Linked DNA regions of Homo sapiens: region 1 is linked to region 2. A link is a contact called in ENCODE Hi-C or POLR2A ChIA-PET data. All regions are on one chromosome and are shown on one strand. The core of a region is the stretch at or near the end of the contact, and the rest is flanking DNA. Distances in the headings are between cores, read along the strand shown. Region 1 holds the start of TMT1A (thiol methyltransferase 1A). Region 2 overlaps ATF1 (activating transcription factor 1).

Region 1 (6,225 bases), core at 132-2,631, 140 kb before region 2:
TCTTCTAATGTGTATGGTGGTGTCCAGTCCCCTAAACCCACCCCAACCCTATACTGACCTTAAAAGAAGTCCCTAACAGTATAATAGGTAAAATTAGTATCTCCTTTAATTAACTCTTTAAGTTTGAGCACTTTTGTCCTATAATTGGTTTACATTTCTGTTCCTGTTATTTGCCCATTTTCCCTTTTGTTTTTCTTATTGAAAAATATTGATCTTATTGACATGTAATGTCTTTTAACATGAGGGAAGTTAACCCTTTGTCTATCATCCCTGGCAAATATTTTTTCCAAGCTTGTTTTGTAGTTTAACTTTGTTTTGGGGAGTTTTTTTTTCTTATTCTTTTTTTTCTTTCTTTCTTTTTTTTTTTTTTTTTTTTTTTGAGATGGAGTTTCACTCTGTTGCCTAGGCTGGAGTGCTGTGGTGCAATCTTGGCTCACTTTAACCTCTGCCCCACCAGGTTCAAGCGATTCTCCTGCCTACAGGCACCTGCCACCATGCCTGGCTAATTTTTGTATTTTTAATAGAGATGGGGTTTCACCATATTGGTCAGTCTGGTCTCGAACTCCTGACCTCAAGCGATCTGCCTGCCTTGGCCTCCCAAAATGCTGGGATTACAGACGTGAACCACTGTGCCCGGCCAGGAGGTTTTTTCTTTATAGCAGTTTTAAGTTTTTATATTCAGATTTATCAATCTTTCTCTTTATAGCTTCTCTCCCACGCTAAAATTTTAAAAAATTCTACAGTATTTTCTAGTAGTTTACTTTTTATGTTAAAATGTTTCAGCCACCTGAAATTGACAGGCCTGCCCTCTATGATAATAGCTGCTACTAACTAGTCCTCCTCACACCCTTTCACTCACCGGTCTCAGCACTCTGCACACCTCGCGGAGAATCCGCTCCTGGTTCTTCACAGAGCACAGCACCAGGGTGCAGACCACCACATCCACAGAGCCATCAGCCACCTGGTGCATGTTCTCCCCGGCAGCTACCACAAAGCGCTCAAACTGCAGGTGTCGGTTCTCTGCAATGCTCTTGATCAAAAACTTCTCAAAGTTGGGGTTGGGGTCAATACAGGTCACCCTGCACCCAGGTGGGTAGAACTTGAAGTTGGCCCCCGTGCCACAGCCCACTTCCAGCAGGGAGAGTTTCCCGGAGGGGCCCGCAAACTCCTGCAGGTTACTGAAGAGCTCCCGCTTCTTGCTTGCCATCTGTTCGTTGTATATCACAGTGAACCTCACCAAGAAGTAGGGGAACCATTTTTTGCATATCCAGCTCCACAAGCCCAGAAAGTTCAGCAGGTACAAGGGAAATGTCAGGATGTAAATGGCCAGTCTCAGGATAAAGATGGTAAGCTCCATTGCTCAGAAGGGAAAAAAACAGATCAACAGTTAGAGACCCGACTCCTTTAATTGCAGGAGAGAGGCTTCTGGCCACACTCCAGAGCCAATCAGCTGCAGAGGAGAAAAAGAACTGGCTGTGCTGGAAAGTCAAATCATGGGCAAGAGGCCAATTTTGCCTAATAGATGTTTGGCAGCAGTCGATTCAGCTTAGTTTTCATAAGGCAAAATGAGAAGGTTCCCAGCTTTTCCTCAGAAGGAAAGTGGATTATAATCCTTTATTCCTAATCGATTCCTGTTTCCCCTTCTCTGGGTTTGGAGACAGCTGCTAGCTTCCTGCTAGAGTTTTATAAGCGCAGTGTACTTACACCCCACCGGGCTCTCCAGTGACCTCTAAAAGAAAACAGAATTCGTGGGTGGAGCCTGGTCAAACCACACCAGAAGAGTGCTGCCAAGGCCCCTTTATCATAACACATCCCCCTTACTTCCCCCGCCCAAACCCTGTTTTTTTTTTTTTTTTTTTTTTTTTTAAAAAAAAAAAAAGGAAGTGAAAGGACATGCATGCCCGGCCACAGTCAGCAAGAATTCTCTCTTTTACATTCTGGGCAGAGGCTCTCAGTGTTCACAACTCAACGTTTTTGTAAACCAAAAATAATGTTCTAAGGCCTCTAACCATCTGAATGGACTTTCTCCTTGGCCAGGGCGCTTTTAAAATTTAACTTGAGAGATTGTTTCAGGCCATGAGGGGAAGTGGGGGTCAGATATGCCTCATTATACCTCAAGCCGGCATTCACATCAACGCAGACCTTAAGTACATTTACAATCTATTCTCTCTGAAGCCTGCTACTTGGAGGCTTCATCTGCATAATAAAACTTCAGTCTCCACAACTCTTATTGCAACCCAGACATTTCCTTTCTATTGATCCCAGGTCTTTAGATAAACTCAACCAATTGTCAACCAGAAAAATTTAAAACGTACCTATAACCTGGAAGCTCCCTGCCTCGCGTCGGGTTGTCCTGCCTTTCTGGACTGAACCAATGTATTTCTTAAATGTATTTGATTGAAGCCTCATGTCTCCCTAAAATGTAGAAAACCAAGCTGTACCCTGACCACCTTGGGCACATGTTCTCAGGATTTCCCGAGGGCTGTGTCACAGGACATGGTCACTCATATTTGGCTCAGAATAAATCTCTTTAAATATTTTACAGAATTTGACTCTTTTTGTTGATATTTTAAAATCACTGTTTTGGGCTGTACTTCCCCTTTTAAAACAATTTTTGGCTCAAGGAAGTCAGTTTGTGGGCTGCCCTTCTTTTAAAGGACAAGCCTCAGTCTTCAAAATGTGCCTAACTACTCGATTACTCAGCTAATTTGGATAAAAATATTTCCCAGAATATTCACATTTGGGAGCCAAAGGGATTCAGAAAATAGTTTCAAGCATCCATCCGCTTTTTACAAGAAAGCCCGAATCTGGGCACAGTGGTGGGTGCCCATGGTCTCAGCTACTGAGGAGCTAAGACAGAAGCATACCTTGAGCCCAGGAATTCAAATCCTGTCTGGGCAACATAGTGAGACTCTATCTCTTTAAAAAAAAAAAAAAAAAAAAGAAAGAAGAAAAAGAAAAAGGCCTGAGCTTTAGGGTGGCTAGGGAACACAGAAAAAAATAATTTTTTAAAAATAGTAAACATTTACTTTAAAAAACTGGGTGATGGATACAGGGAGTGTTCTGTTGTTTCATGATTTGTTATAACCTGCATGTATTTTATAAATATTGTATCTATTCCATTTTTAACAGATTTTTTTAGGTGGAATTGACATATAATAAACTTTACATATTTAATGTGTACAGTTTGATAAGTTTTGACATATCTATATACCTGTGAACCCATCACTTCAGCCAAGATAAATGAACATATCCATCACCCCTAAAAGATTACTCTTGCTCCATTGTGATCCTCCCTTCTGCATTCCTAATCCTGAGGCAATCAGTGGCCTGTTTTCTGTCTGTGGCCTGTTTCCTTTCCTTTTTTTTTTTTTTAAATGAGCAGCAGCAAGATTTATTGTGAAGAGCGAAAGAACAAAGCTTCCACAGTGTGGAAGGGGACCCGAGCGGGTTGCCCTTCTGTCTGTTTTTGAAAACAGGATCCAGGGAAGAAACTGAGCAACTCCACAGGACTGGAAGATTCTAAAGCCCTCAGCAAAGGAGAATGAAAGTAATTTTGTAGAGAATTTAATTATTCTTTTTAAAATGGAGAGGCCTATGGCCACAAAGTTTGCTTGTAAGAAAAGTACCAAAGTAACCCCAGACATAATCATTAAGAAAATTAAAATACTTTTGGGAACCTACCTGGCTGGACAACTTTGCCATTTATCTCCAGCTATAGATATTTCCTTTTACAAATCAGACAACCTCATTATCCTTCTGGTGACACACTCTTTTCTTTTTTTCTTTTGCACTTATCTTTTGTTTTTGTTTAGGGAAATAGCCTGAATGTTGTTCCTGAAACTGTTTTTCAGAATTGTGAAAACAAAACAGCATTCTGAGGCTCTTAGCAAAGGACAATACCTGGGTCACAAAGCCCAGTTGAGACAGATGAAATTGAATTATCAGGCTGGGTGCCGTGGCTCACACCTGTAATCCCAGCACTTTGGGAGGCCAAGCAGGCGGATCACTTGAGGCCAGGAGTTTGAGACCAGCCTGGCTGAGGCATGAGAATTGCTTGAAGCTGGGAGGTAGAGGTTGCAGTGAGCTGAGATTGTGCCAGTGCACTCCAGTCTGGGCGACAGAGTGAGATGAGACTGTCTCAAAAAAATAAAAATAAAAAATAAAAATGAAATTGAATGGTCAACTCAAATAATGGAATACTTAATTTTCAAAAAGCCCTACAAAACAAATGTACTACTGATACATACAACAACAAAAATTAATCTTACAGATTAAAGGAAGAGAGTACATACTGTAGCATTTTATTTACATGAAATTCAAGCAGACTTACTTACATAGACATTTTGGGGTTATTGACTTAGAGGCCACAAAGGTGCCTTCTAGGGATATTGGAAATGTTCTATATTTTGATTTTGTTGGAAGTTAAACAGATATATATATACACACATATATATGTAAAAATTTATCAAGCTGTACACTTAAAGTTTTTGCACTTTAATTATATGTAAATTTATCTCAATGAAAAGTAATAAGACTTCAAGAAAAGACATAATAGGAATAAAAGGGCACATGTACAGATAATATAGAAAAATTTATATGAGAATACTAGGCACAACTTTATGCTAATATGTTTGAAGAGTTGGATAAATTAATTTTCTGCAAAATTGAAAATACCATAATTGATTCAAGAAGACATAGAATATCTGATTAAACTACTAACCATTAAAGAATCTAAACTGGTAGTATGTATGTCTTTACTCCCATGTCACGATTTCCAAAGTTATCAGAAACCTGCATGTGAAAGCACCTGTTAAAGTCTTATAGCTGATTATAAGCTGTCTCTTGAAAAAGCTTAAAACAAGACGACAATTGTCTGTGAATGACAAAATTTCTAGGGTAGTTACAGTTAAAAACACGATTGACAAATCTGGTTATTTCTGTGGTTGACAATGGTTTAACATAACCTTAATTTTGATTGATAACATGTACTCAGACATTGGAATTTTAGACATCCCATACAATTTTGGAACACATATCAGTATTATTCACTAAAATATAACCTGAAGAACATTAAACATCATTTTGGCAATTCCACGTGCCTAAATATGTTAAATAATCCTGTTTACCTCTCTTCTGGATGCTTCAGGGCCCTCTGTAGCATTGAAAAGCTAGAGGGTCAGGAAAGACAATTTTGAAACTGAAGTTTGATTTTGAAAAGCCTGTTAAATGTTAGAGGTTTAAAACACTTGATATTATGAAATACAGTTCCAGGTTACCATAAGTTATTTACTTTGCCTAAATGATGACTCAAAAATTTTAAAACAAGGCAAAAATCTTTACTCATTAAGAGGGAAGACTTAGCTTTCCAAAGTTTGTCTCCTGTCTTCTTTCCTCTTCTTGGCAGTCTATCCACCATGCAAATGAAAATCTTTCATTATTCTTCACTATTACATGACAATCGTATACAAGGGAGAGAAAGCAAGATTTTACCCTTAAGTTGGTTTCAAAACAATCCTTTATCCTTAGGCAATATTTACATTTCCATGCCTTTTTATAATATTTTACCACAAAACATTTTACTGTTCTTACACACCTTGTATGTAAATCTATTTTCAGTAGTCTCATTTACATGTTATAATGGTAACTCTTAGCAATTTTTAACTTTAAAATTTAGTAAGTTGTTTTAATTATGTACTAGGTGCAGATAAAGTCTGACTTTTTCCAGCATAGTTAGGGGAGTGGTTAATTTTGTACATCCCTAGGCCTTACAGAGTTGTAAAGCAGGCAGTTTACAACCTTGAAACATTAAGCAAACCTAGTATCTGACTTGCATGATTTAGACCACCTATTTACATTTTGACGACATTTATTTATACCAATTATCTTTAAAACTATTTTTATTTCTTAAAGTCACATGAACTAAAAGACAACTTTTTTCTTTAAAAAATATTTAAGTGCTTATTTTTTTTAAGCCAATCAGAACTCTTTTTATAGACATCATACACAACACATATATAGCTACACAGACAAACAGAAGAGGATCTAGTCATTATAAGATTTTTCATTTGCCAATCTTCTAATTGGATTATTGGCCTCCAAGTGGGGCCCTTTAAGAGCAGGGGTGGGAGAGTGAAATGGCTACATTGTCTGGGGTATATACCCTGGGGTTCGTTGTCTCATGCCAAGAAAGAATTCAGGACACAGGCCCATGTGGGTGGGTTA
Region 2 (6,485 bases), core at 174-2,673:
TGATGGCACACACCTGTGGTCCCTGCTACTTGGGGAGCTGAGGCAGGAGGATTGCTTGAGCACAGGAGGTCAAGGCTGCAGTGAGCTATGTTCACACTACTGCACACCAGTCTGGGTGACAGAGTGAGACCCTATGTCAAAAAAAAAAAAAGATTGGCTATAAAATAGTTAATTTTTATTCCTCATCTTATTTGACCTATCAGCCACATTTTACACAGCTGACCATCACTCATTCTGATTTCCAATATTTGAGTTACTCTTGATTTTCCTCCTACCTCACTGACAATCCCTCTTCAATGTCCCCAAACTCCAAATGCTAAAGAAGCCCAGATCCATTGACTCATCTCTACAATACTTACCTCTCAGTAATCCCATCTAGTCACATGACTTTGATCACACTACACCTATGTTAAAGAGATATTATTCCACAGTTCTTGGATGCTCTATTTTTCTCCCTGCCCTTTCCTTTGTTCTCTGTTTTCGTTGTGGGTAATTTCTACTGACCTATCTTCAAGTTCACTGATTCTTTTCTTAGCTGTGTCAAGTCTACTAATAAACCCAAACATATACTTCACCTGTGTCACCATTTTTTTTTTTTAGACAAGGCCTCACTCTGACACCTAGGCTGGAGTGCAGTGGTGCGATGTTGGCTCACTGCAACCTCTGCCCACTGGGCTCAAGCAATCCTCCCACTTCAGCCTCCTGAGTAGCTGGGACCACAGGGTGTGCACCACCATGCCTGGCTTTTTTTTTTTCTTTTGTATTTTTAGTAGAAATGGAGGCTTGCCATGTTGCCCAGGCTGGTCTTGAACTCTTGAGCTCAAGCAATCTGTCTGCCTCGGCCTCCTAAATTGCTGGGATTACAGGCGTGAGCCACCACACCATTTTTATTTCTAACATTTCCATTTGACTTTTTCATATAGTTTCTAACCCTCTGCTGAAATTCCCCAGCTGTCTGTGCATGTTTTCTACCTTTCCCACTGGAGCCTTTAACATATTATTCATTCTTATTTGAAATTCACTCTCTGATAGTTCCAACAGCTGGGTTATCCTGAGTCTGGTTCTGTTTATTGTTTTGGTTTTTGACAGTGAGTTGCTTCTTTGTGTGCTTTTGGTATGTGTTTTATAATTTTTGCCTGAATGACAGACATCATGGGTAAGACACTAGAGACTAAAGTAAATAGTATTTATCTTCAGAAATGGGAAAACAAGAGAGTACACCTCTTCACTAGGGTGTGTGTGTGCGTAGGGAAGGGGTTGAGTCATCTATTCAGGAACTGAGCTGGGTTTGGATTTTGTTGTTGTTTGGATTACCTTAAGTGTACTACCAGCTTCAAATTCCTCTAGTATGACTTTCTGCTTAGGGTGGGGCTGGTATGTCAGAGGGTTTTTCTCATTGTTCTTGCCACACACTCAGCCTTAGGCTTCATCTCTGCATCTGCCCCAAAGAGGCTCTTTCCATACTCTTGTCCCTCCCCCAGGGGTAGATTGCTGTTGCTTGACTTGACAGCACCAACAGGGAGGTTCTTTGTTGTCCTGGCCCAGTCTCAGTCTCAGGTAGGCCCTATGTCCCTGGGTTACAGGGGTTGGGGCTTTCTCCCAGTGGCAGAAAAACTCTAATAGTCTAAGCCCTTAACAGTTTCCTGCCGTTCCCTCAGGGTTTGTGGGTTTTCTTTTTCTTTTTACTTTTCCCAGACACAATGGAAAACTGGGTTTATTTCCTTTTTCCCAGCGGCTTAAAGCCTTTTTTTCCAAAGGAAAAAAAGGTCCAAGTGGGCCTGTACCACCTACCAAGGCATTCTCTGGTCTCCCTTGTGTCCCCAGCCCCATTTTTCTCCTAAGCAACTGCTGGAGGTCCTTGGAGAAAAACCTACAAGAGGGTATGAACTGTCTTTGTGTCTGCAGCTCCCAAGGATTCTATACGCTCACGCTTGCCTACACTTGGACTTTAGCAATTCATTAATTTTCCTGCTAGTACGCAGCCCTGCTTATTTTCTGTGCTCTGCCACAGGTGAGCCATGCCCACACCCCACCTCTATGAGTTTATTATTTTATAGAACATACAACTTATTCTTGTTTCAGGGTAAGAGTAACATTCTTTCCAGCTTTCTGCATCTTGGGGGAGTCTGGAAATCATCCCATAATTATAAATACCACCTATATAGCCACAACTCCTAAATTTAGATTTCTAGTCTGGACCTCTCTCCTGGACCCCAGACTCATATATCTAGCTGCCTACTGGATAAATCTACTTGGATGGTCTGCCCAACAGATTTTAGGGTGGCCCCCATGATCTGCAGCTCCTGGTGTTTGGGACTTTGTCTAATCCTCTCCCCTTGAGAGTGGGAGGGACTTGTGACTTGCTTCTAACCAACCTTATTAAGCAAAGATGATGGGATGTCATGTTTTATCACAAGGAAATGGGATGTCATTCCTTTGATTATATTATGTATAAGACTGTCTTGCTAGCAGACTTGCTCTCACTCTCCTGCTGGACTTGAAGCAGGCTGCTATGCTGTGAACTGCATACGGAGAGGATCACGTGGCAGGGAGTTACTGGTGGCCTTTAGGAGCTATGGGCAGCCTCCAGCCAAGAACCAACCAAAAAACTGAAGCACTCAGTCCTACAGCCACAGTGAAAAGAATTCTGCCAACAAACTAAGTGACCTTGGAAGTAGATTCTTCTCTAGTCTAGCCTCCTGCTAAGAACTCAGCCCTAGCCAATGCCTCAGTTGCAGTTTGGTGTGAGACCGCAAAGCAAAGAACCCAGTTAAGATATGCCTGACCCCACACAAACTGTGAGATAATAAATGTGTGTTGTTTTAAGCTATTAGCTTTGTGGTGATTTGTTCTGCAGCACAGAAAACCAACACAGATAATATTACAGACATAACATGCCTAAAAACCAAATTCCTGATTGCCAACATTCCCCCAAAAAGAAATGGAAAACATCATCCAGCATTGTCCATCTCAATAAATGGCAATTATATATATACGTCTGTGTGTGTGTGTGTGTGTGTGTGTGTGTGTGTGTGTGTGTGTGTGTGTGTGTGTATGTATATATATAATTTTTTTTTTGAGATGGGGTGAGTCTACACTATGTTGCCCAGGCTGGTCTGGAACTCCTGGGCTCAAGGAGTCCTCCCACCTGAGCCTCCCAAGCAGAGGGGATTATAGGCATGCACTACCACGCCCGGGTCAAGTAATTTCATTCTTAACAGTTGCTCAAACCAAAACTGTGACGTCAATCTTGGCTCGTTCCTTTATTTAAAACTCCACATCCAGCGGGGAGGGGGGAGGGATAGCATTAGGAGATATACCTAATGCTAAATGATGAGTTAATGGGTGCAGCACACCAGCATGGAACATGTATACATATGTAACTAACCTGCACATTGTGCACATGTACCCTAAAACTTAAAGTATAATAATAATAAATAATAAATAAATAAATAAATAAAAAATAAAACTCCACATCCAATCCAAAAGCAAATACTATTGGCTTTACAACCAATATATATCCAGAATCTAACTTTGTCTCATCACTACCCCAGCTACCACACTGGTCCAAGCCATTGTCATCTCCCATGTACATTACTGTAATGCCTTCTAACTAGTTTCCTGTTTCTATTCCACAAAGCAGTCTGAGTGATTCTTTTAAGATACGCCAGATAACGTTTCTACTCAAAACACTCTAAAGGTTCCCCACGTCACCCAGATCAAAACACAAAAATTTTACAGTGGTATATGGCCTACATTATCTGGCACTCTCCCCTCTTCGCACCCCAACCCTCTCTGCCTCATCCTCTATCCATCCCTCTCCCAACACACTGGCCACCTCAGTGTTCCTTGACCATATCAAGCACATATTAGTCTCACAGTTTTACAACTGTTGGTCCATATAATTGAACAAGTATTTCCTCAGACAAATGTCTCTGTCTACCTTGTATAAAAAGAGAAGTCCCCTGTCCCCACCACCAACTCCCTATCTCTCCTATCCTGCTTTATTTGTCTCCATGGCACATATTACCAACTGATAGGTTTTGTTGCCTGTCTCTCCAAAATTAGAATATAAGATACATGAAAGCTGAGAATTTTGTTCACTGCTATATCCCCAGTTTATACTGAATTATTATAAAATACTGTTTCCTTTACATAATTTTTTTCTTTTTTTTTTTGAGACAGGATCATGCTGTGACCCAGCCTGGAGTGCAATGGTGCAATCACGGCTCACTGCAGCCTTGACCTCTGGGGCTCAGGTGGTCCTCTCCCTTCTGCCTCCTGAGTAGTTGGGACTGCAGACAAACGCCACCACACCTGGCTAAATTTTTTTATTTTTTAGTAGAGACAGAGTCTCACTATGTTGCCCAGGCTGGTGTCAAACTCCTGGGCTCAAGTGATCCTCAGCATCCCAAAGTGCTGGGATTATAGGTGTGAGCCACCGTGGCCAGCCATTTTTTTTTTTTTTTTTTCAGACGGAGTTTTGCGCTGTCGCCCAGTCTGGAGTACAGTGGTATGATCTCGGCTCACTGCAACCTCCACCTCCCCAGTTCAAGCAGTTCTCTATCCCAGCCTCCCGAGTAGCTGGGATTAAAGGTGCATGCCACCATGCCCAGCTAATTTTTGTATTTTTAGTAGAGACGGGGTTTCACCATCTTGGCCAGGCTGGTCTTGAACTCCTGCCCTCGTGATCTACCCGCCTCGGCCTCCCAAAGTGCTGGGATTACAGGCATGAGCCACTGTGCCCAGCCTGCCAACCATATTATTTTTAAAAATCACTATAAAATGATTTACTATCTAGAAATGTATTTATTCCACTTCACCGTAAATATGCTTCTGAGGAAATTTGAAGAGTCACATCTAACTAAAATAACTGAAATATAGATATAAGTAAGCCAACTGAATTAGAACATTTCTGTAAAGTGCTCTATTAACAGAAAAATAATCAAAGAAAGACTCCACCTTATTTTTCTAGCACCATCTGGAGAAGACACTGCTATTCTTCACAGATATAGCCAAATAAGGCAGAAGGATATATCAAGCTTAAAGGACTAACCCCTTTGGGTCACTGGTTTTCAAACCTTTTGGTCACAAATCCTTTTGACATTCTCAAACTTATTGAGGACCCCCCAAAATTATTATTTCAGTTATATTTATTAATACTTACCATATTTAAAATTAAATTTAAAAAATTAGCAGTTCATTTCAAAATACAATAACAATCCATTACACGTTACCATACCTATTTCCATTAATACATTTTCAAAAAAAATTAGTGAGAGAAATGGCATTGTTTTACATTTCTGCAAATTTCCTTAATATCTGGCTTAATAGAAAACAGCTGAAATCAGCCGGGTGCAGTGGCTCATGCCTGTAATCCCAGCACTTTGGGAGGCCAAGGTGGGTGGATCACTTGACGTCAGGAGTTCAAGACCAGCCTGGTCAATATGGTGAAACCCCACCTCTACTAAAAATACACAAATTAGCTGGTCGTGGCAGTGGGCACCTGTATTCCCAGCTACTCGGGAGGGTGAGGCAGGAGAATCACTTGAACCCAAGAGGCAGAGGTTGCAGTGAGCCAAGATCGCACCACTGCACTCCAGTCTGGGCGACAGAGCAAGACTCCGTCTCAAAAAAAAAAAAAAAAAAAAGGCTGGCCACAGTGGCTCACACCTATAATCCCAGCACTTTGGGATGCTGAGGATCACTTGAGCCCAGGAGTTTGACACCAGCCTGGGCAACATAGTGAGACTCTGTCTCTACTAAAAAAAAAAAAAAAAAAAAGGCCGGGTGTGGTGGCTCAGGCCTGTAATCCTAGCACTTTGGAAGGCTGAGGCGGGTGGATCACGAGGTCAGGAGATCAAGACCATCCTGGCTAACACGATGAAACCCTGTCTCTAGTAAAAATACAAAAAATTAGCCGGGCGTGGTGGCGGGCGCCTGTAGTCCCAGCTACTCGGGAGGCTGAGGCAGGAGAATGGCGTGAACCTGGAAGGCGGAGGTTGCAGTGAGCCGAGATCGCGCCACTGCACTCCAGCCTGGGCGACAGAGCGAGACACTGTCTCAAAAAACAAACAAACAAATAAACAAACAAACAAAAAAAACAGAAAAAGAAAACAGCTGAAATCTCTTATCTGATTCTACATTAATTATGTTATCATACATTGTTTTGGTTGAATTATATGAAGAAAATCTGCCCTCACATAGATATGCAATTAGAAAAGATGTGTAGTGTTTTAAAAGCCTTTTCATTTCATTGTATTCTTTGATACAGCAGCAAAACTCAGCAAGTTATAGTTTCTTAAAGGTTATTTGCCATGTACAGTCTGAACTTTGTGTATTGTTAACATTAAAATCCGTTAGTCTCATCTTGCACTTTAAATGGCTCTTACACTCATGCATGATTTTTTTTTTTTTTTTTTTGGAGATAGGGTCTCACTCTGTCACCCAGGCTGGAGTGCAGTGGCATGATTATAGCTCACTGC

Evidence for each region. A loop is a pair of places that touch in the nucleus more often than their neighbours do. ChIA-PET counts read pairs that join two places held with the same protein, here RNA polymerase II (POLR2A). Pooled maps may share reads with other maps.
Region 1: a loop to region 2 is called in a pooled map, with 12 times the contacts of the local background. The contact joins the promoter of TMT1A here to the enhancer-like site in region 2. A Hi-C loop is called at or near these places in 1 of 50 pooled maps. POLR2A ChIA-PET finds 5 or more read pairs at or near these places in 5 of 52 experiments (GM10248, HepG2, IMR-90 and 2 more).

What each region holds. Positions count from the first base shown.
Region 1 is chr12:50,920,171-50,926,395 of GRCh38, reverse strand. It overlaps TMT1A (thiol methyltransferase 1A), which reads right to left and starts at 1,381. Exons shown (of 2, transcript NM_014033.4): 1 at 860-1,381. The coding sequence starts at 1,357. RefSeq lists enhancers at 501-1,044, 2,058-2,267.
Region 2 is chr12:50,781,854-50,788,338 of GRCh38, reverse strand. The region is part of intron 2 of ATF1 (activating transcription factor 1); the gene reads right to left. Among named protein-coding and RNA genes, the nearest start is that of ATF1, 21 kb to the right of the region's middle. RefSeq lists an enhancer at 280-1,209. Within about 2 kb of position 1,423, at least 8 of the 41 ENCODE cell types and tissues checked have a DNase peak (open chromatin) inside an H3K27ac peak, as active enhancers do; they include IMR-90, where a contact is called at or near this core.